3 separate regions of the Homo sapiens genome follow, and regions 2 and 3 are each linked to region 1. A link is an interaction called in ENCODE POLR2A ChIA-PET data of the cell type or tissue named here. Cell type or tissue: GM12878. All regions are shown on one strand. Each heading gives the region's core, and the rest is flanking DNA. Links, peaks and the distances in the headings are about the cores only.

What was found. ChIA-PET counts read pairs that join two places held together with the same protein. Peaks named below come from ENCODE experiments on the same cell type or tissue, not always from the same donor. Only the 100,000 strongest peaks of a DNase experiment are listed, where the experiment ranks them.
Region 2: POLR2A ChIA-PET joins it to region 1 with 6 read pairs; 2 of 35 experiments call an interaction of 5 or more read pairs at or near these places.
Region 3: POLR2A ChIA-PET joins it to region 1 with 7 read pairs; 1 of 35 experiments calls an interaction of 5 or more read pairs at or near these places.

What each region holds. Positions count from the first base shown.
Region 1 is chr10:100,151,581-100,162,032 of GRCh38, forward strand. ERLIN1 (ER lipid raft associated 1) reads right to left here. Exons shown (of 11, transcript NM_006459.4): 9 at 4,565-4,654; 10 at 3,280-3,359; 11 at 1-772. The coding sequence ends at 551. Among named protein-coding and RNA genes, the nearest start is that of ERLIN1, 29 kb to the right of the region's middle. RefSeq lists an enhancer at 4,673-4,722 and a silencer at 6,779-6,828. In GM12878, for the core only: a CTCF peak has its summit at 6,585 (motif pointing right); a DNase peak (open chromatin) is centred at 6,651; H3K4me3 peaks cover 444 bases; H3K27ac peaks cover 2,497 bases.
Region 2 is chr10:100,232,936-100,243,387 of GRCh38, forward strand. CWF19L1 (CWF19 like cell cycle control factor 1) reads right to left here. Exons shown (of 14, transcript NM_018294.6): 11 at 5,087-5,296; 12 at 3,915-4,034; 13 at 2,732-2,829; 14 at 1-436. The coding sequence ends at 292. SNORA12 (small nucleolar RNA, H/ACA box 12) reads right to left here and starts at 4,367; the gene lies at 4,221-4,367. CHUK-DT (CHUK divergent transcript) reads left to right here. Exons shown (of 4, transcript NR_186419.1): 3 at 296-508; 4 at 1,018-2,142. In GM12878, for the core only: a CTCF peak has its summit at 8,032; a DNase peak (open chromatin) is centred at 5,706; H3K27ac peaks cover 263 bases.
Region 3 is chr10:99,981,655-99,992,106 of GRCh38, forward strand. All of the region lies in intron 1 of DNMBP (dynamin binding protein), which reads right to left. It overlaps LOC124902490 (a long non-coding RNA gene), which reads left to right and starts at 118. Exons shown (of 2, transcript XR_007062266.1): 1 at 118-277; 2 at 1,419-2,453. RefSeq lists enhancers at 1,863-2,072, 2,960-3,119. In GM12878, for the core only: no CTCF peak of the experiment used is centred there; DNase peaks (open chromatin) are centred at 1,767 and 2,837; H3K4me3 peaks cover 1,829 bases; H3K27ac peaks cover 2,595 bases.

The DNA.
Region 1 (10,452 bases), core at 1,818-9,817:
CAAGTAAAAGGTTGCTCAAGTGGAAGATCATTTCCTGGGGAACTTCAGCGGCCTGGATCTTAATCACATGGATGAAGGCTGGGACTGGATCCCAAAGAAAGGGCCTGGGTCCCAGGTGCAATCAGTCTTCTTGAACTTACCATCTCCTTCTCAGTCATCTCTTGAATGGTGGCTGAGCATACATTTCCCCGGGGGACGAATGTAAACATTATTCAACAGATCTCAGCTTAGGAAAACACAGCTTGTTATATATTTAGTGTTTAACATTCCAGTGCAGGCAGTATCTTAGCATCAGACTTTCCTCATTCATGAGTAGCAGTTTAGAAAGGAATACATATAGGATACTTGATAAGACTGTGGCTGAAAAGACCATTTGTGTGTCAGACAGCTGGCTCTATCCTCCAATCAGTGGAGCACCCAGGACTATCGCAGGAGAGGTGGAACAGATGAAGTGTAAGTTCTCTGTAAATCTGAAGAGTCCGTATAATGATTGTTCCCACTTAACCCCTTGGGCCACATCTTGATATGGAGAACATTTCCACCTCTTGCATCAACCTGTGCTCTCTTTGTTTTGGATGACGTTCTCTCCAGAGGGTTCAAGAGCCTCCTTAGAGGGGAGTGAGCTTTCTCTTCCAGTCCTAATATCTGAATATTTCAAAGCACATGAGGAGTCCACGAACATGTTAGGGATGTTGCTGCCAAAATAGATCTTACTGTTAGAAGCAATGGCCTGGTACTTTTTGAGCTCCAGATATTCCGGGGTCAACTTGTGCTGTGTGGGAGCAAACAAGAGCAAAGGCATCAGAATACTCTGGTGCAACAGTCTTCTCTCTCCCTATATACATTTCACCTATTGCTCTCCTGAGTATCATGAGTCAAGTCTGAATAACTGCCAATGACCCTCTCTCACTTTGGAGAGTGGCTATCACATTAACAGCTGCGTTCCTGACTTAAAATTCCTTCATTAAGCTCCTGACTTAATGCAAGAGAAGCTGTTCACTTTTTAATAAAAGGATGGGGGAGTTGGAAAACAATTTGTGATAACTAATGATAATAACTAATATTTCTAAAGTGACTTTCATTTCATCTAGTTGAATTCAACCTGGAATTGGTCTGGAGTTTCTGTTGATTCTCTTTTCTAAAAAAATTATTTTTATTTTTGTAGAGATGGGGTCTATGTTGCCAGGCTGGTCTCAAACTCCTGGCCTCAAGCAATCCTCCTACCTTGGCCTCCCAAAGTGTCGGAATCAAAGATGTGAGCCACTGCACCCAGCCTTTTTTTTTTCTGGAGATGAGATCTCACTCTGTTGCCCAGGCTGGAATACAGTGGTTCAATTATAGCTCGCTGCTGCAGCCTCAAACTTCTGGGCTCAAGAGATACTCTCATCTTAGCCTCCAGGGAGGCTACAGGAATGAGCCATCATGCCTGGTTCTCTGTTGATTCTCTTGAGAGAGATACACAGGTCAGTGGATGAGAGCAGAACTTCAAAGGAAGGGCTGGTGCTCATTATCTTATCATTAGCTGTGATTCTGCTTTTCTTGAACAAATTCTAGAACTAGAATAAAATCTCAAGTTGTCACCTGATCTGGCCTTCTGCCTTTCCCCAGAAGCTGGATGTTTAAGCTGCTTGTGACAGACAGATGTTTGTCGACCACCAGATCTATGTGACAGTGTTTTGTTTAAATCAGGATGCCAAGATGTATCTAACCAGAACCTATCTGGGTTTGATTAAAACTCGTCGACCACCAGATCTCCCTCTGTCACACTGTTTTGTTTTGTCTAAATCAGGATGCCAAGATGTATCTAACCAGAATCTATCTGGATTTGATTAAAACCCATTTCCACTGTTCCCTGTAACATATGCCTTTCAAAGCCCCTCAGACCCTGCTCTGTGATCCTCTCCTTATCTTGAGTCCTGGCCTGTCCCCCAGGCAAAAGTCCATCTTGTCCTTCACAGTCCTACAGCATTTATTTTCTACACTTTGACATCTTTCACTCTTTGGATCTCTATCTTCTCCAGGTGATTCATATCCTCTGTCGAAACACTCCAATCAAATCTGGTCATAGTGCACAACCACATTTCTTCCTCAAGCCTTTTTAATATAGGTTAGTATCTGAGTCACATTTTTCAAAATGGCATAAAACTACTGCCCCTTTCTGAATAAGGTAGACCTCAATGGCAAGGTCTTGAAACTTGTGCCTGACGAGCTTCTCCCATTAGATTTGGACTCCTAGTTTCCTCAACTGGAGTTTCCTGTCATGCCTTTCTTTTGGCCAAATTCCATTCTGTGTCTATAGAACTGTGTCTTTCAATGTTATGTTCATTTTAAAATTTATATTGGTTTTCAAAGTACTGACAACTCTCATTCTATCATCTTATCATTTCTTCTAAATACGGATTATGTTGTTCCTTTCTAAATTAAAAGCCCTGTCTATATCTTAAAACTTGACTCTAATCCTTCAAACTGCATCATCCACTTTAGTAATCTCTTTCTCAACCCTTTATCTGTTCCAATCTGCTCCACGATAACCTTATAAATCTTGGACATACCCTTCCCTTCTCAGAATACTATCGGAGTTCTAGCTGCCTCTTAAATAGCCCCTGCTCACTAGCCCTGTACCGTCTAGCCAGCTTACCCCAGTCCTTACACCAAATTATCACCTATATATCACCCAACCTGCCTTCTCAAGTTATCCCACATGAAATTCCTCATGACTGGAATAGTTTTTTAAATCCAATAAACAAGGAGTACTCAACAAGGGGCATATGGAAATACATGCATGTGTGTGTGGCAGTTAAAACAACTGGTGACCACTACTGACATTCAGTAGACAAGGGCCAGGGATACAAAATATCCTACAATGCATGAGATGGTCTTCAACAATGAAAAAGTATCTCAACCCCAAATGCCAGGAATGCCTTTGATGAGAAATACTGCTCTAATCAAGCTAAGTATCTACCAAAAAAACTACCTTATTTGGAAAGCAATTCTAAATAGACTTTACTCTTCTGTCACTCTTATTTCAGAAGACCTTCAACTTAATTAATTATTCAGCCTTATATAGCAGTACAAATGAATGGAATTACGGCATTTGGCCTGTGTCCCTACCCAATCAATGTGAAATATTTCTTGCTAACTGACTAATTCTGGAGGATGTCTTGGTCACTACACTTTCTTGACAATGGATAAAATCACTTCTATCATATCAGAGCTCCTGAAAAGAGAAAGCAAAACCCCGAAATGCATCATTAGGAAAGTGGCCAGGGAGCCAGTCACCTTGTTTGAGGTGGCATATTTGTGTGCAGCATAATATTCAGCATCTGCTTTCGCTTTCTCTCGGGCCAGGAATGCAGCATCTAGCAAATAAACAAAGGAAAGGTGTCAATCCATTCCCTCAGCTAGTTAAGAGTCCCTTTCCCCACTGCTTAATATTGTGACTGCTTATTTCACATTGAAAGTTTTAAAAACCTATTAGCAGTTTTCAAGTCCCAGTCCCCAAACAGCAACTTCTCTACGAGGAATACTCTTTTCACTGTCAAATAACTCTCAGCTCATCTGAGCCTACTTGTTTTCTACTCTAAGTTGTTCCTTCTCTCCTCCACCCACTCTCCCACCTCCTATCACCCAGAGCCTTACATTCCACCCAGGTACTAAGCTTCAAGTAAAATAAGTCCAGACATAAAAGCTCTATTTACTGCATTGTCTCCAGCCCCCCCCCAAATTTCATCCAGAATCAGTCAACAGAGACAGACAGGAAGCAGCAATATATAACAAGTGACTTCAAGACCGAGCTAAGAACATCAACATCTCACTATGTGAAATCAAGTAGTGTGAGGCCCTCCATGAAAACTGTTTTTCCCCCCAATTAATTTTGTTTTTTTTTTGGACAGGTGGAAAAGAAACTGGTCGTGATGGGGTTTATTTATTTTTAATTTTTTTTTTATTTTTTGAGACGGAGTCTCGCTCTGTCGCCCAGGCTGGAGTGCAGTGGCGGGATCTCGGCTCACTGCAAGCTCCGCCTCCCAGGTTCACGCCATTCTCCTGCCTCAGCCTCCCAAGTAGCTGGGACTACAGGCGCCCGCCACCACGCCCGGCTAATTTTTTGTATTTTTAGTAGAGACGGGGTTTCACCGTTTTAGCCGGGATGGTCTCGATCTCCTGACCTTGTGATCCGCCCGCCTCGGCCTCCCAAAGTGCTGGGATTACAGGCGTGAGCCACGGCGCCCGGCCAGAGATGGGGTTTATTATCTTGTATATTCTTTACTATTGATTATGGGTAATTTTCATACCTTGTCTGCCTGAAAATAAAGTGGTAGCTAATAAGCCCCAATTTAAGGAAGAAAAGGAAAGCTGAGCTACCCACAGTCACAAACAAACCCAAAAGCTGGAAATGTGATAGCAATTTAAAAAAATTTATTTAGACTATCAGGCCAGCTATTTCCTCCAGACCAGATTATTCTGTCTATGGCCTTCTCACCCACCACAATCAAAGGCCTGAACCCTGGAGCAGAGAGGAGGCAGTTCGGGACAGGCAGAGCTTCATCCTCTCCCCACAATGTACCTTCGATTTCAGAAATGCGCTTTTCAGTTTCTTTTTCCATCACTTTCTGCTGAAACCGAATTTTTGCCACTTGTGCAATCTTCTCTGCTTCTATAATCATACAACATAAGAAGACACATTCAAAACCATTTCTACAGTACCTGAGGCACTTCGAACCAGCAGCACACAGTCTAACATTTAATTACAGAAAGTTTTATGTGCTAATTGTTTCACTAAGTTTTATCTAGTCAGACTGTAAACTACTCAAAGGAAAAAAGGGAATTTATTTCCTAATTTACTGTTCTATTTTGACAGTGCTAGTTTTGTGGGAAGAAGGAGTAAAAAAAGGTTAAAGTGCCAGTCCTTCATGCAACTCTGTAGCAACGGTCCACAAGCTAATGGGAAAAAAAGATACTTTATGAAAGTACCACAGAACAAAAACAGAGCAACATAAATGCATGGCAACACAGGACAATTAATGTGGCAGGAGAAAGAAAGAATGAGTGACATAAGTTAAACCAAGGAAGACCTTCTGGAAGTAATCTTAAAGGAAATAATGGATATGACCTAAGAAGACATGCCAGGAAGCACAGAGAAAGACAAGAAGGGCCAGTCATGGTGATTCACGCCTGTAACCCCAGCACTTTGGGAGGCTGAGGCAGGAGGATCTCTTAAGCCCAAGAGTTCAAGACCAGCTTAAGCAACACAGTGAGACCTCCATCTCTAGAAAAAATTTATAAAATTAGCCAAGCATGATGGTGCGTGCCTATAGTCCCAGCTACACAGGAGGCTGAGGCAAGAGGATCTCTTGAGCCTGGGAGGTCAAGGCTACAGTGAGCCATGATCATGCCACTGCACTCCAGCCAGCGTGACAGAGTGAGGCCCTGCCTCAAAAACAAAAACAAAAACAAAAAAAAGAAAGACAAGAAGGCACAAATGAACAAGTCACAATGGAGAGGTGATATGGAACCAGCCAACAAGCGAAGACAACATAAAATAAGAAGAGAAAGAGGGCTAGGAGACCTCTGTCTTGAGTGACAGGCTAAGGAGCTTAGTTTTACTATACTCAGGATCTACTGTTAAGTTACCATTAGGGAAATGACAGGATGAAAATGGTATCAGAAGAGGAGTATTCCAACTGCTGTAGGGAAATAAAGCAGAAAGCAGGGTGATTCATTTGAGAAGGTGAAAACAAGCATTGGGAGTGAACATGTTGGTGTGGCAAGCAAGTACATGCAGAGGAAACTCAACACCCTTAATAAACCTCTGGCCTACCCAAATGACCCAGGACAAGGAAGAAAGACTTGAATTACACTTTACATTCAATCACTGCTATTCTTAAAGAACATTCTCAATTCTCCTTTTCAGTCAAAGAAGATGGGTATTTTAGGACATCTTATCTCTGACCCCTAGAAAAAGTACATAATGGAAAGAAAACTTCCAAGTGATTTTTTTCTTTCCATAAAACAGTATGCTTTACGAACTGCTCCAGGAGATAATTCCCTCTTTCTCCACCAATGTAAAATCAATCTATATTACACCATCCAAAAACTAAACTACTATGTTCAATGGGGCTAGAAATTGAACTGTAAGCAGAAACTCAAGATAAAACATGAATAAAAGGTGAGGGATCTGAAGCCTGCAGCTAGAACCCAAAGGATGTTACCTCAACATAGGGGGACTGTTGTGGTAATCTCATTCAACAAAGCTCTGTCATGTGGGAATAAATCAATAAAAAGCACGACCAGACTTCTAGAAAAATGGTGCAAAAGGCCAAAAGGCCAGAGAGAAAACCCTTTAGCTAACAACCTCTTAAAATGCTAGATGAAATATAGCAAATTTGTTTTTTAATGCATGGCTGAGTTGTAAGAAAGAATGAGAGATCCTCAAGTAACTTAAGCCAAGGGGGAGCCGAGAGCCTGTATGGTGGTGTCCCTGGGGTGGTTATTAGACAAGAAGGGAGTGGGACCTGGGTTTTTACCCATGCAAGACCAGGAGATGAGGCCTTGTGATATTAGGACTAAGACCCTTGCATAAAACTGAGACCTCTAGAGGGCTGCAACTCTAATGAAAGGGGAACTAAAACACTCTACCAACCAGCCCAGTTAAGAAGTAACCTCTTCTCTACCTAGCCACATCACAGTGAAACTGAAGAACACCCAAATACAGACAGAAACATGTTAAAAGCAAAAAGAGAAGAAAGGCTGATTACTCAAAAGGAACAACTGGACTAACAACATACTTGTAAATAGGTGCAAGCAGCCAAACAAAATTGAAATAATACTGCCATATTGATAAGGAAAAATTAGCTTGGTTTAGAATTGTAGGCTAAATTACCATTCAAGGATAAAATAAAAGCATTTTCAGACCAAGGAGGACCGAAGATAACTTTCACTCCTTAGTCTTCACTGAAAAAAAAATTACTAGAAAAAAAAAATCACCAGAAACAATGGAGAGGAAAAAACATTACTCAACACATGTCAATCAAAATAAGTGTTTACTGTAAGGATTAATCATAATGATCATAATTGATGGGAGGATAAAGACAACATGAAACTAAAATACTACGCAATAATAAAATGTAAGACTGGAGGACAGTGATAAGAGTTAAAGCATTCTAAGGTACTGTTCAAGAAGAGGATAGAATGATTAACAACTAGTTATACATTCCAGCAATGGAATGTAAAACTTCCAATCAAGTAAAAGGAAGAAAAGAAAAGAAAATTCAATCAATTCAATACCAATCAGAAAAGGGAAAAAGAAGCAGAGAAAAATGCATGGTAAATAGCACATAATCAAATGATACAAACACATCCAAATATAGCAGTAACCACAATAAATATAAAAAGACTAAACTCACCAGTTAAAAGACAGATTCTCACATTGGATAAGATTACAAAATCCAGCTATATGCTGTTTACAAGAGACACACCTAAAACATAATGACATAGAAAAGTTGAAAGTAAAAGAATGGGAAAAGGTACACCAAGAAAATAACTAACCAAGAAAAATCTGGTATAGCTATATTATCAGGCAAAATAGCTCTTAAGTTAAAAACATATCTAGGGATAAAGATTATTACAAAACAGAAGCAATTCTCCAGGGAGATATAACAATCCTGAACCTGAATGTTCTTAATGATATAGTCCCAAAATATATAAAGAAAAAAATTACAAGTCAACAAACCCATGGTCATAGTGGGAAATTTTAACACATCCTTCTCAGTAATTGATAGGTCAAGAAGGCAAAAATTAGAAGAATACAGAAGATGTGAACAACACAATTCATAAGCCTGACCAAATGAGTATATAAAGAAACCTGCATCCAACAACCAGAGAACACAGATTCAATCTTTTCAAGCACACAGACATTTACAAAAAAGGACCGTGTACAGGTAGGCCACAAAGCAATTTTCAATAAATATTTAAGAATCCATATAACAGGTCTTATTTTCTGACTACAATGTAGTAACACTGGAAATCAACAATAAAAAGGTAGCCCCTCAAAACCCACTAAACCAGAAATTGAAGCATATACTTTTAATAATTCATGAGCCAAAGAAGAAATTAGAAGGAAAAGGTTTAGAATTAAAACTGAACACCAATATACAAAGTACATTTCAAAACCTGTGAAACATAGCTAAAGCAATCCTTAGAAGAAAATTTATAATCTTCCATGTTTCCACTAGAAAAGACTTAAACTTAACTATCCAACTCAAGAAGTTAAAAAAGAACAAATGAACTAAAAAAAAAAAAAAGATGGAAGGAAATATTTTTTAAAAAGTGTAAATAATATAATTTAAACAAAGTAACAATCAACAAAACCAAAACAAAAGCCAATTCTCTGAAAAGATAAATAAAATAAAACAGACCTCTGGCAAAATTGATACAGCAAAAGAAAAGGCACAAGAAAACAGTATTAGCAATGAAAAGGGGCACACAGATTTGGTAGAGGTTTTAAAAATCATGAGAGAATTCTACGAACAAATTTATGCCCCAAAATTTGAAATATCAGATGAAATGAACAATTTTCTATGAAAATATAATTACCAAAACTGGCTTAAAAAGAAAACATGTATCTGAATATACCTATACTCAATACAGGAATTAAATCAATAGATTAACTGTTACCACAAAAAGCAAATGAAAAAAAGCAGAAACCTCACAAGACTAAGATGGCTTTTACGAGTTCCACCAGACCTACAAAGATGAAATTATACAGATCTGATACATAATGATGTGATATACAATAGAACACAGAAAAGGAAGCCATGCTCTTCAACTCATCTTGGGGATAGTATAACCATGATACAAAAAAACCTAACACTAAAAGTATAAGAAAATTATAAGCTGATCTCATTTATGAAAATAAAGGTAAAAATTCTAAAGAAATTATCAGCAAACTATATAAAAATGTATATAATGACCTATATAATGACCAAGTGGATTGTTTGTCCCAGAAACACAAAGATAAATCTGTTAATATAATTTACCATATTAACAGCTTTAAAAACATCTCAATATATGTAGAAAAAATTTTCAGACTGGGCACAGTGGCTCACACCTGTAATCCTAGCACTTTGGAAGACTGAGGCAGGTGGATCACTTGAACTCAGGAATTCAAGACCAGCCTGGGCAACATGGTGAAACCCTGTCTCTACAGAAAATACAAAAATTACCTGGGTGTGGTGGCGTGCACTTGTAGTCTCAGCTACTCGAGAGGCTGAGGTGGGAAAATAACTTAAGCCTAGGAGGCTGAGGCTGCAGTGAACTGTGATTACACCACTGTACTCCAGCCTGGGTGGCAAAGCGAGACCCTGTCTCAAAAAAATTCTGAAAGTTTTAACAGCCATTCAAAATGAAAGCTCTCAGCAAGCAAAGTACAGATTGAAACTTTATTAACCAGTGTTAAGTACAGCAAATGTCACTGGGACTATTTAAAGTTAAGGACAAGAATACTTGTCACTTTCTTTTCTACACTGTACTTAGAAGTCATAGCCTAAAGCAGTAAGACAGGAAGAAATAAAAAGTATGTGACTTAGAAGAAAAATAAAATTGTCCTTATGTGAAGATAAGGACCTATTGTCTGAAGACCATATGATTGTTCATGGGAAATCTAAGCGACTATTAGAAATAAGAGCATCTTCAGCAATATTGCTAAATAAAAAAATCAACAGCATACTTATACAAAACCCATTAGAAAATGTGCCTTTAAAAAAGTCAATAAAAAAATAAAGGTATATAAGAACAAATCTTTAATAAATGTGCAAGAACTTTAGAAGAAAATTATGACACTTTTTAAAAGACAACTCTCCTAAATGGAGAAACAGATTTATAAGACTCAATATCATAATTTTCTCCAAATTGATGCATACATTCAATGCAATTCCAATCAAAATCCCAACACAATATTTCACAAAACTTAAGGAGCTGGTTCTAAAATTCATGTGGATGAATAAAGGGCCTAGAATAGTCCAGGATAATTTTAAATATAGTTAGGAATAGTTAACAGGTAAGAGAAATAGTTACACAACTCACTCTCCACATCGCAAGACTTAACATAAAAGCTACAATAATTAAAACAAATTAATATTGAGGAAGGAGAGACCAAAAAATTGGAAAATAATAGATTATGGCATCAGAATAAATTATGTATAGTATCTTATTATATGATGGATATGGCATTAGAAATAAGTAGAGGAAATAATAAACTATTCAATAAACAGTCTGAGACAATTGGCTTGCCACTTGAAAAAATTAAACTGAATCCCTATGTCATACTCAACACCAAAATAAATTCTAGATGGGCTAAAGACTTAAATATGAAAAGCAAAACTTTAAAACTTTTAGAATAAAAGTCTTACTTTGGACTAGGGAAAGAATTCTTAAGATAGGAAAAGCACAAAACAT
Region 2 (10,452 bases), core at 2,209-10,208, 82 kb after region 1:
GCATTACAGACCAGCCTGGGCAACACAGGGAGACCCTCCTGTCTCTATAAAAAATCAAAAAAGTTTGCCAGGCATGGTAGCATGCGCCTGTGGTCCCAGCTACTCATGAGGCTGAGGTGGGAGGAACTCTAGAGCCCAGGAGGTTGAGGCTACAGTGAGCCACAGTTATGCCACTGCAATCCTGCTTGGGTGACAGAGCGAGACTTTGTCTCAAAAAAAATTCTTTTAATTAAAAAAAAAAAAAAGCTTTACTACTTCCTGTGGAGTTCATAAAAAGTTCTTCCCTTTGTTTTAGTCATCCAGAGTAAAGTCATAGGGCTCAAAGTCTTTCCGGAAGCGGCGAGCCAGGGTCTCCTCGTCTTCCTTGCTGATCTGACACTGCCTCCAGTCAGACTTATCAGGAACATTAAGGATGGCTTCACTGGCCAGGACCTCCCTGCAGAAATAGCACAAAGAAGTCAAAATGGAAACTATCAGCCTGAGCTCTCCTCAACATCACCCAAAGGAGGTATGCAAATTTCTCTGACTTTGCTCTCCTGCCCTGAGTGCCATCTCTGCCATACTATTGATCAAAATCATACCCGTTTTAAATGACCAGCTCAGGTACTATATATTTCCTGATCCTTCAAACCCCACTTGCTTCTCCCTCTCTTAAAAAACTTGGAACTATATTATTGGTACTTAGAGAAGCAACACCACATAGAAAAAGGGCAGGCCCTGGTGTGAGAAAGATCAGAGACTGGATCCCATTTCCAGCTTTGCCACTTGCTATCTATGATCTAGACAGATGATTTCATCTCTGAGTCTTGATTTCCTCACCTATGAAATGCAAATAAGAACACCCACCATACAGGGTTTTTGTGAGGTACAGAGATAACACAGTCAAAGTGCCATATTAGCTGTGATTACAACCTGCCTTAAACTGTAGTTTTGTCACCTCAACTAGACATGAGTTTGCAGAGTCAGGAGCCTAGTCATACCCACTCTGATTTAAAATTCCTCTGCCTCTCCTTCTAGGGGACTCAGGCCCACGTAACAGCAGCACAAGCCCAATGTCAACAAAACAACTATCTTGGCTCTTAGGACTAAAGAATAACTACATACAGACACACTCACACACAAGCTGCCTTCTAATCGCCATTGCTTTATATTTTTATTTTTACTTATTTTGATATATTAGAAATAATTCTATTACACATTTATATGGTTCATTTTCCACTTTGAAGTTACAGTAAATAGAAGAGTTAGAAACAAATCATGAATTCTCTATAAGTCAAAGAACCTAAGCTCCCTGGGCAAACTTTGAGCCTATTTCAAATATAAAAGGAAAATAGAACTACCTTTCTTGTACAGCTGAAAAAAATATGCCATTTCAAATATTTTGTTAACTATAAAATGCTATATAACTATAAATTAGTATCTTGATAATTACTCAATATTGAAAATACATCATAAGCACAAAACCATTCAGAGAATCTTCTTTTTGTGTGCTTTATACGCCTATGTGTATCTGCAATCGTGTGCTTATGTTGTCAATGTTCATAACCGCATCTGTTGCTGAGGCAACAACGAAAACATCACGTCAGATGTCTGAATCTCGTAGCACACTTGTTCCCATTTATCTTTTTGAAAAATGTAGACAACTACATTTACTGGACTTATCTAAGGGGGCAATCTCTTGGAGGCTTTCTGAATTAGTCCAAGACAGGTTCAAGGCTCACTCAAAGCCCATTTTTAACTAGGGGAGAAAAAACAGCTGCAAATCACAGACACCAGCATCAGATACTCTGTTCTACACATTTTCCACTCCCCTTCAAACTGTATCTTCTTGCCAGCAACTTCCCATCTTCAATCTTTGCTTAAGTTATGTTACTCCCTCTATGGTTTTGCAGTCATGTTTTGCCTGATACGAGGAACAGAACTGAAGCCTCCTCTAGGCCTTTACCATACTGTAGAACACTGAGGTTAAGACCTCAAGTTTTGAGGTCCAACAGGCCTGGGTTTGAACCTACCACTGTGTGACTAGGACAAGCTACCTAAGCTCTCTACAGCCTGCTATCCAGTGGGGTAACCATTAGCCAGGTATGGCTATTTAAATTTAAATTCTAATTAATTAAATAAAATCAAAAATTTAGTTCCTCAGTCACATTAGCCACATTTCAGCACTCAGTGGCCACAAGTGGCTAGTCACAACTGTATTGGACAGTGCAGATATTTGAGCATTTCCATCGTTGTGAAAAGTCTACCGGGCACTGCTCTAGAGCCTCATTTTCCACACTGGTAAATCGGGATGACAGTACCTACCTTACAGAGTTATGAAGATTAAATGAGTCATGTATGTGTAAAGTTCTTGGTACAGTTCTTGGCACAGAGTATGTGCTCAATTAAAGTTCCCTAGCACTTCTGGCTAGAATGCCCTCACCTCAATCTTTGCCCTCTAAATATGCCTCTCAGGTTCAACTTTGCCACTTTCATGAAGGCTTTCACCAACTAGAAATGAGCTGTCCCTTTTCTGAATTTCTACAGCACATTGTTCTCCAAAACTCTGTCATGGTACTCTTCACATTCTACATTACATTACTGTCATATATGTAAACATCTGCCCTAAGACCATGGGTCCTCTGGGGCAAGGACTGTTTACAATTTAGCTTTTTATCAATTGTCCCATGTAGCCCACCACTCTGTTCATAGCAGGTCTAGTGAAAATACATTGAAAAGAAGAAAAACATACCTTCCAAACTGCAAAGGAAAATTCTTTTTAATTCTGTGGAAAAGCTTTTCTCCTGTGTCAAGTTCAACATAAAAATATGCTGCTCCTGGCTGTGCAATCTAAAGTAAACAGAGTTGTATGAGGATGTCCAATAATGCTTTAAAAATCTATAATCTGAGTTCATCTCTAGGCAAATAATTCAGTCTAAATGCACAAGAAAAAAAGATATGTATGTTGCTATAGATCCCAAGCCACTTAGTGGAACTAGGGCTTAAAAAGTCTAACTGGAAGATACTAACAATATCCTCCCAGTGGCGTCTATCCTTCTAAGTTCCTACCTTAGGAAATTCTAATTTCTTGCTCTTCCCAGGAAAGCACTAAACTTTGGAGTAATGCCCTGTTCATCTCCAGTCTAGTCAATACCCAGTGCTCTAGTTCCAAATTGTCCACTGCCTCTTTTTTTTTTTTTTTTTTTTAGAGACAGGGTCTTGCGATGTTGCCCAGGCTGAAGTACAGTGGTGCAATCATACCTCACTGCATCCTCAAACTCCTAGGCTTAAGTGATCCTCCTGACTCTCAGCCTCCTGAGTAGCTAAGACTACAGGCACATGCCACCATGCCAAGCTTATTTTTTTATTTTTTGTAGAGACAAGGTGTCTCACTTTGTTGCCCAGGCTGGTATCAAACTCCTGGCTTCAAGTGCTCCTCCCGCCTCAGCCTCCCAAAGTGTTGGATTACAGGTGTGAGCTACCATGCCCAACCCATTGCCTATTTAATAACATTTTTGGAATGCCTTGATAGCTCAACATGTCAAAAACCTTAGGCTCAACATGTCAAAAACCAGATCTTGCCAGGCGTGGGTGGCTCATGCCTGTAATACCTTCGGGAGGCCAAGGCAGGCAGATCACAAGGTCAGGAGTTCGAGACCAGCCTGGCCAATATGGTGAAACCCCGTCTCGACTAAAAATACAAAAAGTAGCCAGGTATGGTGGCGCATGCCTGTAGTCCCAGCTACTGGGGAGGCTGAGGCAGGAGAATCACTTGAACCCGGAAGGCGGAGGTTGCAGTGAGCCAAGATCATGCCACTGCACTCCAACCTAGGCAACAGAGCAAGACTCTGTCTCAAACAAACAAACAAACAACAAACAACAACAAAAAAAACAGATATTTACTCTTCCCTGAATATCACCATCCCCTGTTTCACCTGCTTGATGTCAGAGTGCTCTGGGATTTCCAACAGCTCTATCTGCTGCTCCTGTGCCTGGGTAATGAAGGCATCTTTAATGTCATCAGTAGTAGAGCAGCTGATTGGGACAGGAATGACCTGGGGGTTGGGGAGACAGGAGAAATTCCTTGTGCAGGTCCCAGAGAAGTTGTGCCTGCACAGTCTCTGAGAAGTAGCAAATCCATCACAGGGGTGGAGAAACACCCCTCAGCACAGAATATCCTCAGGCCAGACAAGCCTGTGTCAGCCTGTCTGTAAGGACTTAAACTTATGAGATAGCCTGACACATGTGGGAGCCATTCTCTGATGCAGGAAAGGCTTAAGAGAGATATCTCCGTCACAAGCCTTTGCCATCTCCGATATTATATATGTGGCAGAGTTAGGCCCATTTGAAAACTTAACAAATGTGCCAAAAAGAAAACCACCACAACTACAAATGATTTACAATCTGATTTTCTGAGCTGCTAGCCCCATGCAGGCTTTGAGACTATTTCCTACCACTAAGCTTTCCCTCATGCTGGGCCTCCACACAAAATACTCACTTTCTTCCAAATTCTTATCCAGCAAGCCCCACATCTTCCTTGGAACTTCCTCAACTACCCATTCCTTTTCTAAACAAGGAACTTACTATCTATGCTGTTTACATGTACTGACCACACACTTCCCTGTGAAGTCTCTGGGGTTACCACCAGATACTCTTTAAAAACTTTTTAAATGAATGTTATTTAAATATTAATATAAAAATATTAAATATTTTACATATTAAAGCTAAACTTTATATAATTTTTTTTTTAAAGATGGAGTCTCGCTCTGTTGCCCAGGCTGGAGTGCAGTGGCACAATCTCGGCTCACTGCAACCTCTGCCTCCCAGGTTCAAGCTATTCTCCTGTCTCAGCCTCCCGAGTAGCTGGGATTACAGGCATGCACCACCACGCCCAGCTAATTTTTTTGTACTTTTAGTAGAGACAGGGTTTCACCGTGTTGCCCAGGCTGGTCTTGAACTCCTGAGCTCAGGCAATCCAACCGCTTCGGCCTCCCAAAGTGCTAGGATTACAGGCGTGAGCCACCTCGCCCAGCCTATTTAAATACTTATTTACCAATATCAAAGTCCCCATAGCGCCCTTCCAAGTTTCTATGAACAGACCACCTACCTGTAGCTGGAGGTGATGGCTCTTATAATTTCTCTCAAATACAACACACCATTTCCCTCGACTCTTAAAGAACCGTCTCAGAGTGGCCTTATACTTCTCCACCTCTTCTACCACCTCTGCTGAAAGCTCCACCACTGACTGGTAGTGTCCAATAGGCAGGATGAGGACATGGTCATCAGATAAGCCTCCTTTGGCCAGGGCAAGGTAGCACTGAAGAAGCAGCACACAGAATTGAGACATCAATACAGCATGTAGGATTCTCCAGGGAGAAAAACCTATACAAAAAGTGAGCCTGAGGGTGTAGGCGAAAAGTACTTGAGGTTATTAATAAAAATTCTTTCTTGAAAAAATCTGATTTTAGAGATTGTAGCAACAATGTTCTCAGGTATCCGCTGAAGAGTGAGATTCGGCATGAAAATTTCTATGCAAGTAGCAAATGAACTAGGAGCAAATGAATTGGGAGAGGCACACAAGCAGGCTTTTGGCTTCAAACACACTGAGCTGAGGGAGACCAGAACAAATCGCTGGGTTTTCCCTCCCATGCTCCAAACTTGAAAACAGTTTTTCAGTTTTTATCACCCTCAACCACAAAAAGATACAACTTCTGATTTCAAAATGACCACTTTCGGCTGGGATAGTGGCTCACGCTTGTAATCCCAAAACTTTGAGAGGCCGAGGCAGGTGGACCGCCTGAGGTCAGAAGTTCCAGACTAGGCTGACCAATATGGTGAAACCTCATTTCTACTAAAAATACAAAAATTAGCCAGGCCTGTGATGGCATGTGCCTGTAGTCCCAGCTACTCGGGAGGCTGAGACAGGAGAATTGCTTGAACCCGGGAGGCAGAGGTTGCAGTGAGCCGAGATCGCGCCACTACACTCCAGCCTGGGTGACAGAGCGAGACTCCGTCTCCAAAAAAAAAAAAAAAAAAAAAATGACCCCTTTCTGCCTCCCCAGTAACTTTCATTCCCACCCCCACCCCCGAATATACTCCTTGGGCTCACAAAAAAAGCTAAGATGGCATGATTAGCATCTAATGTTCCTAAGCCTTAAGCTGCTGACTAAATTCTACAAAACAAAAGCAAACATACAACCTAATGGGGTAGAAGGAAAGTAAAACCTCAAACTCAGATGCATCCAAAGAGGCAGAAAAGAATGATTTCCAACAATGGATGTCAGCCTTTAATGGCAACTAAAAATATTTCTGTAAAAACCAAAACATGCAAGAATGGTCTACCACTCAGATATTCTCTGATGGGAAGATGCCATGAGTGAGCACAGAAGGGCCCAATGAGTACCAGTACAGGCAAATATAGATACGTTAGAAAACAATTATCCAGACCGGGTGCGTTGGCTCATGACTGTAATCCCAGCACTTTGGGAGGCCAAGGCAAATGGATCGCGAGGTCAGGAGTTCAAGACCAGCCTGGCCAACAAGGTGAAACCCCGTCTCTACTAAAAATACAAAAATTAGCTGGGCATGGTGGCACGTGCCTATAATCCCAGCTACTTGGGAGACTGAAGCAGGTGAATTGCTTGAACCTGGAAGGCGGAGGTTACAGTGAGCCGAGATCGTGCCACTGCACTCCAGCCTGGGCGACAGAACAAGACTGTCTCAGGAAAAAAAATAAAAAATTATTCCAACTATGCTCTTAGTGTGGTGGGCTCAAAGTTAAGGCTGAAGGAAGGAATCACTTCTCATCTATAATAAGAAAGTCCAACAGAATGACAGGATATGTATTGGAAAGATACTAAAGCATGATTGTCCTTGATTTGTTTGGCAGAGAGGACTGAGCATATTGACAAAGTTAATTTTCCAGATGACTAAAGTTGATGAAAACCTCACAGGCACTAAAAACTTTTTTTTATTTGTATAATAACCACTTTATATTGTATTTGTTTAAAAGGTTACTCTAGAAGCCTGAGTCGTCTAGCTATTTTTGTCAGAAGGTCACTGCCATAAACATCAGCTTCTCTATTATGATGTGCATTCTTTAGGTAATGATGTCTAAACTAAAGAGCTCCTCTGCACCATCTCTAATCCTGTACTTGCAATTTTTGTGAATAGTTTCACGCTTGCCTAATCTCCTCTCTCTTTCAAACTCTCACCTTCTAATCTGTTCTATACTAGAATTATCTCTAACCATGTGTAAATAGGACCTGGATAAATGGTTCTCCCCGTAAGTAAAATGCATTGATTTTGCAATAATTATTTTACACTCTCAGCAGCCCTTCCCCCTTTTTACTAATCTGTGGCTATGGACCATCAGCACAATTCTATGTACTACCTTTGAGGAAGGCACGACAAAGAGAAAGCCAGGGAAAAAATTTAAAAAACAAAAAAAGGCAATCAAAAAGAATAATTGCAGGGAGGAGATCCCAAACTCTTCCACAGACACCCAAAGGTCATTACAGGTTTGTAAGAGGTTTCTACCTAAGGACAGTGTAGACTCTAGGCTGAAATACTCATGTGGCCTACTTGGGATGTTGGGTTGGGCCACAAACAAGACCTTTTTCCCCTCTAGTTTCAGGCCTAGATGAGAAGAAAACAGGTTTCCTTGATTGTTGCCCAGGCCCACACCCTGAGTTAGAGTAACCTGGACAATAGAAAGATGAATGGAAAAGAAAAGTCACTTCTCACTGAGGCCTAGAGCAGCACTGAGCTATGTCACACATTCCAAATCTCTTATCTCCTGCGTGTGATCTTGAACCTATTGAAGCTTCCCAAACAGAAGGCAATTCAAAGCCTAACTTACTATACAAATTGTGTGGGAGAGAAAAATAGCATAAACTAATCCAAAGACGAAAAAAGATGCAAAAGAGATCATCCAAAAAGGGCACTGCTATAAAAGCTAGAGCTTCTCAAGTTTGCTCTTATTCCACTGAAGACTTCATCCACAGGTTCTATGGCTCAGTTGTGTCACCGGCCTTGACTTCATTAGTGCTCCCCCTAGAGACAGGAGTGTGCCACTAATTAAGCCTTTTTTTTTTTTTTTTTTTTTTTTTTTTGTGACAGAGTCTTGCTCTGTCCCCCAGGCTGGAGTGCAGTGGCGCGATCTTGGCCTGCAACCTCCACCTCCCAGGTTCAAGCAATTCTCTGCCTCAGCCTCCTGAGTAGCTGGGATTGCAGGCGCCCGCCACCACGCCCAGCTAATTTTTGTATTTTCAGTAGAGACAGGGTTTCACCTTCTTGGCCAGGCTGGTCTTGAACTCCTGACCTCGTGATCCACCTGCCTCAGCTTCCCAAAGTGCTGGGATTACAGCCGTGAGCAGGCGTGAGCCACTGCACCCGGCCAAGACATTTTTTAAAATGTAAAAGACTGAGACTCTTCAGGTGGAAACAACACAGGCAGAAGTGTAACTCCTTAAAGTGTAAGATGAAATTGAGACTCTAGTCAGTCTACAGGAAGGAAGACACAAAAAACGGTCCTCAGATTGTTAGGATAAGTTGAAAGGATCAACCCCAGAAACCAAAAGTAGAACAAATCAATGAGAAATGGATGAAGGCACCTGTCTTCAGAAGCACTACACACTTAAGGAATTGTCTTAGTCCATCTTGTGTTGCTATAATAGAATACCACAGACTATAATTTATTTGAATAGAAATCTATTTGGCTTGTGGTTCTGTAGACTGGGAAGTCGAAGTGCATAGCACTGGCACCTGGCAATGGCCTTCGTGCTGCATCATCCCATGGCAGAAGGGCAAGTGAGGGTGAGAGTAAAGAAGCAAAAGGGGACCTGAACTCACTTTAACAAAGCCACTCTCATGATAACCCACTACTGTGATAACATTAATCCATTCATGAAGGCAGAGTCCTTATGACCAAATCACCTCTTATTAGGCCCCACCTCCCAAAACTGTCACAAAACAAAAATGACTTATAAATATTTTCCTCAGGAATCTTGGGGAACATCCAATTCTAGTCACTGGTGACTATAGTGTTAAAAATTAAGTTTTCTTCATTCTAAATGAATGAAAAAGAACAATGGTCTACAGAAAACCCAGGGAAATCAGAGTCAAACACTGGTATTATTTAATGTCTAATCCAGCCCTACCCAAGCAAAAGTATCTGGGGAAATGTGAAATAGAATGACTTTCCCATGAGACACACACATTCAAGCTTTCCACCACCTGAATAAAATCATACTCAAGACCATCCCGTTCTCATAGTCTGATTCAATGCTTACCAAACAACCATATCATCATCATCTTGGGTTCCTAGATACTCACACCAGGAGTGTGAATATGGGTATTCCTGTCATTAGTAAGCTACACCCTCCACTACTAAGCAAAACTGAAATTTTATCTTTGATGTGATCAGTTAGTGTGAATCAGCTTCCAGCATTACATAATTCCAGATAAAAATTCATAGGCCGGGGGTGGTGGCTCACGCCTGTAATCCCAGCACTTTGGGAGGCTGAGGCGGGCAGATCACCTGAGGTCGGGAGTTTGAGACCAGCCTGGCCAGCAGGGTGAAACCCTGTCTCTACTAAAAATATAAAAATTAGCCAGATGTGATGGCAGGTGCCTGTAATCCCAGCTACTTGGGAAGCTTAGGCAGGAGAATCACTTGAACCCGGGAGGCAGAGGTTGCAGTGAACTGAGATCACGCCATTGCACTCCAACCTGGGCAACAGAGCGAGACTCCATCTCAAAAAAAAAAAAAAAAAAATTTCATAAGGCTCTAGTTTCTGAATCTGAAGCTATAAAAAGAATATCAACATTTTTAACCCAATACAGGTATATAAGCAACAGAAGACTGCCTTTTTAGGACAAAGAAAATCACTTTAAATGGTAATTAGCAAAAGGAACTCATCACTCTCAATTAGACGGGCTAAAAAATACAGAGAGTCCAAGAAGTATATAAAAGCATCACCCCTAGAGAACCATACCTATTTATGAGAGAGGAAAAGAGAGCTATCTTGTAAAACTGGCTATTGCTATAACAAATGTTGACAGGGATGTGGAAAAGCAGAAACCTTCATACACTGCTGGTGGGAATATAAGATGGTGCAGTCATTTTGGAAAACAGTTTAGCAGTTTCTTAAAAGTTAAACATAAATTTACTATATAACCTAGCAAATCCATTCCTAGGTCTATCCAAAATATAGACCATTCCTAGGTCTATATCCACACAAAGACTTGCATGCAGATATTTTATGGGAGCATTATTTCTAATAGCCATAAAGTAGAAACAACCCAAACGTCCATCAGCTGATGAACAGATATAGACGAAATGTGGTACATCTATACACTGGAATATGATTTGGCAATAAAAAGGAATGAAATACTGATACATGCTGCAACATGGATGAACCTCAAGAATATTATGCTAAGTAAAAGAAGCTAGACACAAAAGACCACATG
Region 3 (10,452 bases), core at 1,564-9,563, 170 kb before region 1:
TACCGAAAATCTGCCCTTTCAGGTCTGCCCCAGCCTACCCTGTGTTCCCGGAGGCTGGCCCACCAGAACTGAACAAGGCCTCCCCCATCTCTGGCTTTCAGTTGGGTTCAGCCAATGGATGGCACTGGCAGGAGGTCTGAAGGCAGAGGGACAGTGAGATTGTGATATTTACTCCCCTGGCTCTCTCCCTGCTGGGTTGTGAGTTGGCTGCGTTGCTCTATTAAACACCACAGCTACCATATGAAGACCTCCTCAAAACAGCTTTCTCTTGCATCAGGTAACCATTCCATCCCCCACCTCTTCAGGAGCAGGGTGGCTCTCCAGCTAGCCGTGACATATGGTACAATCCTTTGTTATTTTCCCTAAACTTCTCCATTCTGCTTTAAGTTGGACCTCTTCCAATTACCCAATTTGAGTGTGCCTTCTGTTTTCTGCTGGGCCCCTGAGTGATACACGCCCAAAAGGATGACTTGGATTTATGAGAACAACACATGAAAAGAATGGGGATGGCTAGGCGCAGTGGCTCACACCTATAATCCCAGCACTTTGGGAGGCAGAGGAGGGTGGATTGCTTGAGCCCAGGAGCTCGAGACCAGCCTGGGCAACATGGTGAAATCCTGTCTCTATAAAAACACAAAAATTAGCTGGGCGTGGTAGTGCACGCCTGTAGTCCCAGCTACTGGGGAGGCTGAGGTGGGAGGATAACTTGAGCCCAGGAAGTGGAGGCTGCAGTGAGCCTAGATCGTGCTACTGCAATCCAGCCTGGGCAACAGAGCGAGACCCTGTCTCAAAAAATAAATAAATAAATAAATAATAAAATAAAATAAAGAATTGAGCAAAGTATATGGAAAACTATAAAAATAGTTCCCTAAATCCACCATTCTAAATCCAGGTGAGAGGTAAGCACTGGAGACATACATTTTGAAGGTTTAAAAAAAATTTAGAAAAATATTAATGCCTGGGTTCCCTGTACTCCCCTAAATTAGTCAGTATATTCTTTCAAAAAGCACTGGTGAGGCTGGGCACGGTGGCTCACGCCTGTAATCCCAGCACTTTGGGAGGCCAAGACAGGCAGATCCCTTGGGCCCAGGAGTTCGAGTCCAGACTGGGCAACATGGCAAAACCCTGTCTCTACAAAAATATAAAAATTAGCTGGACGTGGTGGTGAACACCTGTGGTTCCAGCTACTCAGGGCGGGGGTATGGGGGAGCAGCTCTGAGGTGGCATTGCTTGAACCTGGGAAGTGGAGGTTGCAGCAAGCTGATCGCACTACTGCACTCCAGCCTGTGCAACAGAGCGAGACCCTGCCAAAAAAAAAAAAATTCAAATTCTGGGGTCCCAGAACAAAACTTCTGAAGGGGTTTCCTTAACTGAAAGACAAAAAACAGCTGTCTCTCCTTTCTTGCTTACTCTACCAGGAGAGACTGCCTACCTGGGAAGAGCTGGGAAAGAGATTCCCTTTCTGTAGGGGCAGTCCAGCGGAGGTTCCTTCAAAAGAATATGCTTCCATGAGCATCCTTATGTTTTGGAACTGCTTTCCAGAAAACATTACCTTTTGGGAACGAGAATCCATTTAAAAAATCTCAGGTCCCAGCAATGAGAAGGAATATCTAACCTTAAAAGCAACTGCACATTTCTCTTGTCCTTGACAATACAAGAGCTCATACAAGACAACACGAAGGCTAAATGAGTAATTTTTTCCCTTCGCATGAAAGGACGAGAGGTGTCAGAAAATGAAGTCTAAATCTGCTTCAGGAAGGAAGGAAATGAGAGAAGCTAGGAAAACAGCACTTCCTCCTATGGTTTATGTCGCTGGAGTTCACTCTGGACAGAAGGTCAGCAGTCACAGCCAGGTTCCTCAGAGATTCTTCAGATAACTAGCAACAGATGAGGGAAAAGCAGGACCCCTCTTGGCCGCAGCATCCCCACATGGCTGAGAAGCACGGCCTGGGCCATCTGCTCTTCAACAGCGGCCTCCTACCCTGCGTGCCCCCAGGACCGCAGCACTGACTCACCACACGGACTCTGGTTCCACAGGGTACAGAATGTCGAACTGGAAGAACAAATGAAAACCCTGCGCTGGCTTAGGTGAGCTGACCAGAGAAACTAGGGTAGGAAAGTAAAGGAATCTGCTGTCCTATACCGTCTGAAACTACTTATATTGCAACACTTTGCTGATTTCAAACTTGGCCCAAGTTGGAAGGCAACAACTCCAGATGGAACAGGATACATGTCAGAGTTTCCACCAATCGTGGAAGGCCGCCTCAGTCCTTCTCAGGATTTAAACTGAGCAACCCTTATCTAAACCACCCGAACACTTCTATAAATTTTTTTTGTTTTACGAAAGACAGAATTTAAAATAAGAAAGCTTCAGGATTGACTCTCACAGTACAGTAGTTTTAACTAATTTACAGCGTCTACGCCACCCATATTAAACTGCTGTTTTCCTTCCATTTTTAGCTCTTTTTTTAAAAAATTACTTCTATATCTCCACATCAGTTTTGTCTTTTTAATGAAACTGCACTGGTGGAGGGAGGTCCCAAGATTAATATTTCAGGACCTACAAAGTTTGAGGAAATTTACATTCAAGAAATATTTTCAAATGGGTTAACCTAGGAGTTCCTAAGTATCCTCTCAGACTCACATTTCTTAAATAATGCATGAATCTCAATTATGGGTGGAAATTTAAGAACCACTGACTCATAACTAAATAAACTGGACATGTCAGAGCTAAGTAGCTGAGCAACATATTAAAATTAACAGCTCCACTATGTTGCAGATGTAATACACATGACAGCAGTTACAGACGTGCAGATTAAGTGAAACTATAAAGTGAAACTTTAGGGTGTGGCTATAGATAACAAAGAACACAATAAACGTGTAAAAACACGCAGTTTTTAAGACAGTTTCCAGAAGACACTAAGAAAATTTATTAACCCAGTGTTCCAAGTTGTGAGGACAAATGTTAGTGAGATCTGCAAGGCAGGCATCTTGTTTCTTTTTCTTATCTGTTTCAAGCACAAACTTGTGTTTCTGCTACAGAAGATTTAAAAAGACATGAGGAATTTCTCTACCTTTCAACCTATTTTTTTTGACACAGGGTCTCACTCTGTTGCCCAGGCTAGAGTGCAGTGATGATCACGGCTCACTGCAGCCTTGACCTCCCAGGCTAAAGTGATTCTCCCACCTTAGCCTCACAAGTAGTTGGAACTACAGGCATGTGCCCCCACACCCAGATAATGAATTTACAAATTTTTCCCTTTTTTGTGTACAGACAGGATTTCATCATGTTGCCCAGGCTGGTCTTGAACTCGTGAGTTCAAGCAATCCTCCAGCCTCAGCTTCTCAAAAGTGCTGGGATTACAAGCATGAGCCACTGTGCCTGGCCTCAACCTATTTTAAGGTATAAAATATTCTTGATATTTTGGAAGAAAAATCAGGAAAAGAATTTAGAAAACTGAAGATTCTGAGGAAGAAAAATTGGGAGGAAACAAACTGTCCAATTGGAGTTAAAAATAGCTAAGATCATTAGCAGGGTAGGTGATTTTAGATCATTTTAAGGAGTACCAACATTTGAGCACCATGGAAAACCAGGGACGAGCAGCTTTACACAAACAACAACAAAAACTGCAGTACTGCTTGCCTTTTATAGAAACTACAGCCACTATACTTGAAAATAAAATGTATATATAATTTCAAGATGAACCAGAGAATATGCCACAACACGGCAAACCCAATGAATGGCTGATTCTTTAGATGGTGTCAAAAGAACTCAGTGTCCTTCTTTTTTTGAGTCAGGGTCTCGCTCAGCCACCCAGGGGAGAGTACCTACCTGGGAAGAGCTGGGAAAGGGGTTCCCTTTTTGTAGGGGCTGTCAGGTGGAGGTTCCTTCAAAAGAATATGCTTCCACGAGCATCCTTATGTCTTGGAACTGAACTCTCCAGTTAACATTACCTTTTGGGAATGAGAATCCATTTAAAAAATCTCAAGTCCCAGCAATGAGAAGGAATATCTAACCTTAAAAGCAACTGCACATTTCTCTTGTCCTTGACAATACAAGAGCTCATACAAGACAACACGAAGGCTAAATGAATAATTTCTTCTCTTTGTATGAAAGGATGAGAGGTGTCAGAAAGTGAAGTCTGGAGTGCAGTGACGCAATCTCAGCTCACTGCAACCTCTGCCTCCTGCACTCAAGTGATCCTCCTGCCTCAGCCTCCCATGTAGCTGGGACCACAGGCATGCACCACTATGCCTGGCTAATTTTTTATATTTTTTGTAGAGACGGGTTTCATCATGTTGGCCAGGCTGGTCTCAAACTCCTGAGCTCAAGCAATCCGCCTGCCTCGCCCTCTTGAAGTGCTGGAATTACAGGTGTGAGCCACGGTGCCTGGCCTCTCAATGTCCTAGATGTTCAAGCCTTTTTTCCCTCTCTAAGTCACAGAGGATATACATCTTTCTTATCCATTCAAGAAAGCAAAGGGGAATGTTCATGAGTAAAGTTAATGCTATTTCATGGAAAATCTTGACCCACATTAATTTATTAAAGTTCTGATTTAAAATGTTAGTTCTTAGCCAGATGCAGTGGTGTGTCCCTATAATTCCAGTTCTTTGGGAGGCCAAGGTGGGAGGGTTGCTTGAGGCCAGGAGTTCATGTCCAGCCTGGGCAACATAGTGAGACCCCATCTCTGGAAAAAAAAATTTAGTTCAGAGACTAACAGTATTTCCATGATATGTTCTGGTAAAGGACGGCTGCCCTTCACAAAAGCAAGGGAGAATTTATTTGGTGGGAAATGTGCCAAAATGATTCCAATTACTTTAAGCTGAATTTTGAAAAAGAGAAAAGAAAAAGTACAAAGCCCCAGATATAAAACTGCAAGGCGTGAGCTGAGATCGTGCCACTGTACTCCAGCCTGGGAGACAGAGCAAGACTCCGTCTCAAAAAAAAAAAAAAAAAAAAAAAAAAAAAAACCTGCAAGGCAGGATAATATGCAGGATAATATTTAATGAAGAAAACGGACAACAAACGCAAGTGAGCTTGAAACAATCAGAGGTTAGGACATCCATACAGTATATCAAGGCCCAGAGTATGAGCAACAAAGTGAGGCTGAAATTATAATACAACAAAGTAAAAACAGTCTATGACTCTTGAGGTATGTTAGAACTCATCCCAAAATTCAACAGTGGGAAGGTTCACTTCATGTAAAAGAAATCTCTAAGGCCGGGCACGTGGCTCACACCTATAATCCCAGCACTTTGGGAGGCCGAGGCGGGCGGATCACGAGGTCAGGAGATCGAGACCATCCTGGCTAACACGGTGAAACCCCGTCTCTACTAAAAATACAAAAAAATTAGCCGGGTGTGGTGGCGGGCACCTGTAGTCCCAGCTACTCGGGAGGCTGAGGCGGGAGAATGGCATGAACCCGGGAGGTGGAGCTTTCAGTGAGCTGAGATCGCGCCACTGCACTCTAGCCTGGGCGACAGAGCAAGACTCCATCTCAAAAAAAAAAAAAAAGAAATCTCTAACAGGAGATGGGGGCACTAACATGACATGTAAAGAAAATAAGACCAGGCAGGGTGGCTCATGCTTGTAATCCGAGCATTCTGGGAGGCCGAGGCTAGGATCACTTGAGGCTAGGAGCTAGAAACCAGCCTGGGCAACATAGTGAGATCTCATCTCCACAACAAATAAATAAGAAAAAGAAAATAATATATCCACATGAAAACCCATGAATCTGGGGATAAAACATTACGAAGAGTAGCTGGGATAAGATAAGAGTAGCTGGGATAAGGGAGAGGCTGGGTGCAGTGGTTCACGCCTGTAATCCTAGCACTTTGGGAGTCCAAGGCAGGTGGATCACCTGAGGTCAGGAGTTCGAGACCAACATGGCCAACATGGCAAAACCCTGTCTCTACTAAAAATATAAAAATTAGCTGGGCATGATGGTGTGCACCTGTAGTCCCAGCTACTTGGGAGCTGAGGCAGGAGGATCACTTGAACCCAGGGGAGGTGGAGGTTGCAGTGAGCTGAGATCATGCCACTGCACTCCTGCCTTGGCAACAGAGTAAGACCCCATGTCAAAAAAAAAAAAAGATGAAAGGAGAAAGAAACAGGTGGGAGATTTATATTACAGACTGCTATGAGAGAGAACAAAAAGGATATTTTAATAATATTACAAAATTGATACAGAAACTAACAGTAGCATGTGGTAGTTGATATAAACTGGACTACTAACTTCCTAACAATTAGCAAATGCATATGATCACAGGTCGATTAATTAACTATGTCCTAGAGACTCCACAGACTTTTGCGGGGCCATCTAGGCAGTTAGCATGTCTGATCATTGGGATTCCTGCTCAGAGGCAGGCGGGGGAAATAGTTCACAACTTCACACCAGTTCTGCAGTGTTTCATTTTGCTTAATAAAAAAAAAAATCATGAATAGTTGTTGAATTTTATCAAATGCTTTTCCTGCGTCCAATGAGATGACCATTTTCCCCCTTTATTCTGATGTCATAAGTTTAAATGTTAAATCAACCTTGCATTCCTGGGATAAATTCTACTTGCTTATGATGTATTATCCTCTTTAGAGACTTCAATTTTCAATTTGGTACTTTTTTGTTACAGATTTTTACACCTGTGCTCTCAAGGGTTATTAGTCTATAACTCCCTTTTCTTTAAATGTCCTTGTCAGATTTGCATATAAGGGTTAGTCTTGCTCTGTTCGTGCCTGGCCCACTGGGTACAGGAAAGGAAGAAGGGCTCCAATGATACCTAAAATTAAGTTTTCCAATAGCCAGGTAGAGGGGAGCTTAGAATAGGTAAAATGAGATTAGATAAGTAAATATCTAATGTCTTTACACCATAGTGTTATGAATTAGAATTCATACTAGCAACACTGAAACGAGACAAAGATCAGTGCATCATTTAACCACCATAATTCACAATTTGTCCCCACTCCTCTAGCAATATCTTGATATCTCTGACAATTTTATTTTTATTTTTATTTATTTATTTATTTATTTGAGACGGAGTCTTGCTCTGTCACCCAGGCTGGAGTGCAGTGGTTCAATCTTGGCTCACTGCAACCTCTGCCTCCTGGGTTCAAGTGACTCTCCTGCCTCAGCCTCCCGAGGAGCTGGGACTACAGGCATGAACCACCATACCCGGCTAATTTTTGTATTTTTAGTAGAGATGGGGTTTTACCATGTTGGCCAGGCTGGTCTCAAACTCCTGATCTCAAGTGATTTGTCTGCCTCGGCCTCCCAAAAGTGCTGAGATTATGGGCGTGAGCCACTGCACCCAGCCAACTTTTAGCCCTTTCTATACCCATGTCCATTCACCTCTATATTCAAACTTTTTCAGCTACTTCTTATTCTTATAATATATACGCTAGTAGACAGAACTGCTATTCAATAATCCTCACCCTCTTGTAGGAATTATATATCCTTACAAGATGTGTAATTATATGTGTATAATAATGTATATCATTATGTATATCATTAATAGTATACAAATATAGAATTGCATATCCATACCCTTTACTGTGTAATCATGCAGTGCCTCCCACTACAGGCAGAGTATGTTTCCCTGTCACATTTTGGTAGGACTTGGAGTGGAGTGGAGATGGCATAAGCACAGGCTTTCAGCCATTATTTTATGGTTTGGCCTGTCCTCTGGTGCTCCTGTAATCTGCCATTAGAAGAGCATGCCCTGAAAGCCCCTGGCTCTTTAGCCTGGGCCCCAGAATGAAGACAAGAAAAAACAGACTTGAGGCCAGGCGCAGTGGCTCACGCCTGTAATCCCAGCACTTTGGGAGGCTGAGGCAGGTGGATCATCTGAGGTCAAGAATTCGAGACCAGCCTAGCCAAGAAGGTGAAGCCCCATCTCTACTAAAAATACAAAAATTAGCCAGGTGTGGTGGTGGGCACCTGTGATCCCAGCTATTTGGGACACTGAGACAGGAGAATCACTTGAACCTGGGAGGCGGAGGTTGCAGTGAGCCGAGATCGCGCCATCGCACTCCAGCCTGGGCAACAAGAGCGAAACTCTGTCTCAAAAAAAAGAAAAAACAGACTTGAACCCAAATGGAAGACTATAGGATTCAACCTAGTCTAGCTCAGATCAGCTAAACTGCTATGTACCCCCTCTTCTATTAAACTGCTATGTACCCCCTCTTCTATTAAACTGCTATGTACCCCCTCTTCTATTAAACTGCCCCCTCTTCTATTAAACCCATACATAACTCTTACCATCTGAGTTAACTATTCTCTTTTGGATCCATCCCTGTTTCCTGTATGTCCTACAGGGCAGGGATTCTTTTTGTCTATTTTATTCACTGATGTCAATCAAGCACCTAGAGTTCTGCCTGATACACAGTAAGCCCTCCGTAAATATTTGCATGATGAATGGTTTAACATACTGAACTGTCTTAATTTATACATCAAAACGTACATTCACATTCCCAGTGATCACACTATTCTTTCCCACAGAGGTACATGAGGTTTCACAGGACTTATTTCCAGGTTAGGAAGGTTGGGTTTTGTTTTTTGGGCAATTAGCGGCACCTGAAGATTTTTTAGTAGGCAGATACAATGGTTAAAATTAGGATTGGCTGGCTAGGCGTGGTGGCTCATGCCTGTAATCCCAGCACTTTGAGAGGCTAAGGTGGGCAGATGGCTTGAGCTCAGGAGTTTGAGACCAGTCTGGGCAACATGGTGAAACTCATCTCTACTGAAAATACAAAAATTAGCTGGGCATGGTGGCGTGCAACCATAGTCCCAGCTACTCGGGAGGCTGAGGTGGGAGGATGGCTTCCACCCAGGAGGCAGAGGTTGCAGTGAGCTGAGATACACCACTGCACTCCGGCCTGGGTGACAAAGCCAGATCCTGTCTCAAAAAAAAAAATAAAAAATAGGATTGGTTGCAAATGACTAAACACCCCAAATTAATGAATAAAAAAAAAAAAAAGGACAAGAAAGACAGTGTGTGTATAAGTGTATATATATACACACATATACATATATACACACATATATATACACACACATATATACACACATATACACACAAATATACATATATATGCACATGTATATACACATATATACACATATATACACATATATACACACATATATACACACATATATACACATATATATATATACACATATACATATACACACACACACACACATATATATATATATATATAGCTTTTTCCAGGTGAAGGCAAAGATATTCTAAGCAACATCATTATTCTGGTTGTTTCTCTTCATCTCATTTTTTAAAAACAGGTTTATTGAGACATAATTCACATACTATACAATTCACCCATTTAAAGTGTACAATGAGTTTTTAGCATATTCAGAGTTGTGTGACCATTATCACTATCAATTTTAGAACTTCAAAACCTCATAAAGAATTTTTTTTTTTTTTTGAGATGAAGTCTCACTCTCTTGCCCAAGCTAGAGTGCAGTGGCGTGATCTCGGCTCACTGCAACCTCTGCCTCCCGGGTTCAATCGATTCTCCTGCCTCAGCCTCCTGAGTAGCTGGGACTACAGGCACGTGCCACCATGCCCGGCTGATGTTTGTATTTTTAGTAGAGACAGAGTTTCACTATGTCAGCCAGGGTGGTCTCAAACTCCTGACCTCGTGATCTGCCCACCTCGGCCTCCCAAAGTGCTGGGATTACAGGCGTGAGCCACCGCGGCCGGTCTGAGAAATTTTATACTCACTAGCAGTCACTTCCCATTTCCCCACAACATCCCCTCTCCTCTCCAGCCCTAGGCAAACACTAATCTACTTTCTCTATATATAGATTTGCCTATTTGGGACATTTCATATAAATGAAATCATGTAATATGTGGTCTTTTGTGATTGGCTTCCTAGTACAATGTTTTCAAGGTCTTCATATCATTTTAAAATAGAAATATGATCAGCTTCATCATGAAGACCTTGAAAACATTGTGCTAAGAAGCCAATCACAAAAGACCCCATATACTCTGGGAGGCCAAGGCAGGCGGATCACAAGGTCAGGAGATCGAGACCATCCTGGCTAACATGGTGAAACCCCATCTCTACTAAAAATACAAAAAGTTAGCCAGGCGTGGTGGCAGGCGCCTGTAGTCCCAGCTACTCGGGAGGCTGAGGCAGGAGAATGGTGTGAACCCAGGAGGCGAAGTTTGCAGTGAGCCGAGATTGCACCACTGCACTCCTACCTGGGTGACAGAGCGAGACTCCACCTCAAAAAAAAAAAAAAAAAGAAATATGATCAGCTTAGAGCGTATGTAAGTTAAGCTGGGAGCAGTAGCACATGCCTGTAATCTCACCACTTTAGGAGGCCAAGGGGGCAGATGGCTTGAGCTCAGGAGTTCAAGACCAGCCTGGGCAACATAGTGAGACCCCATCTCTAAAACAAAAAATCCAAAAATTGGGCGGGTGAGGTG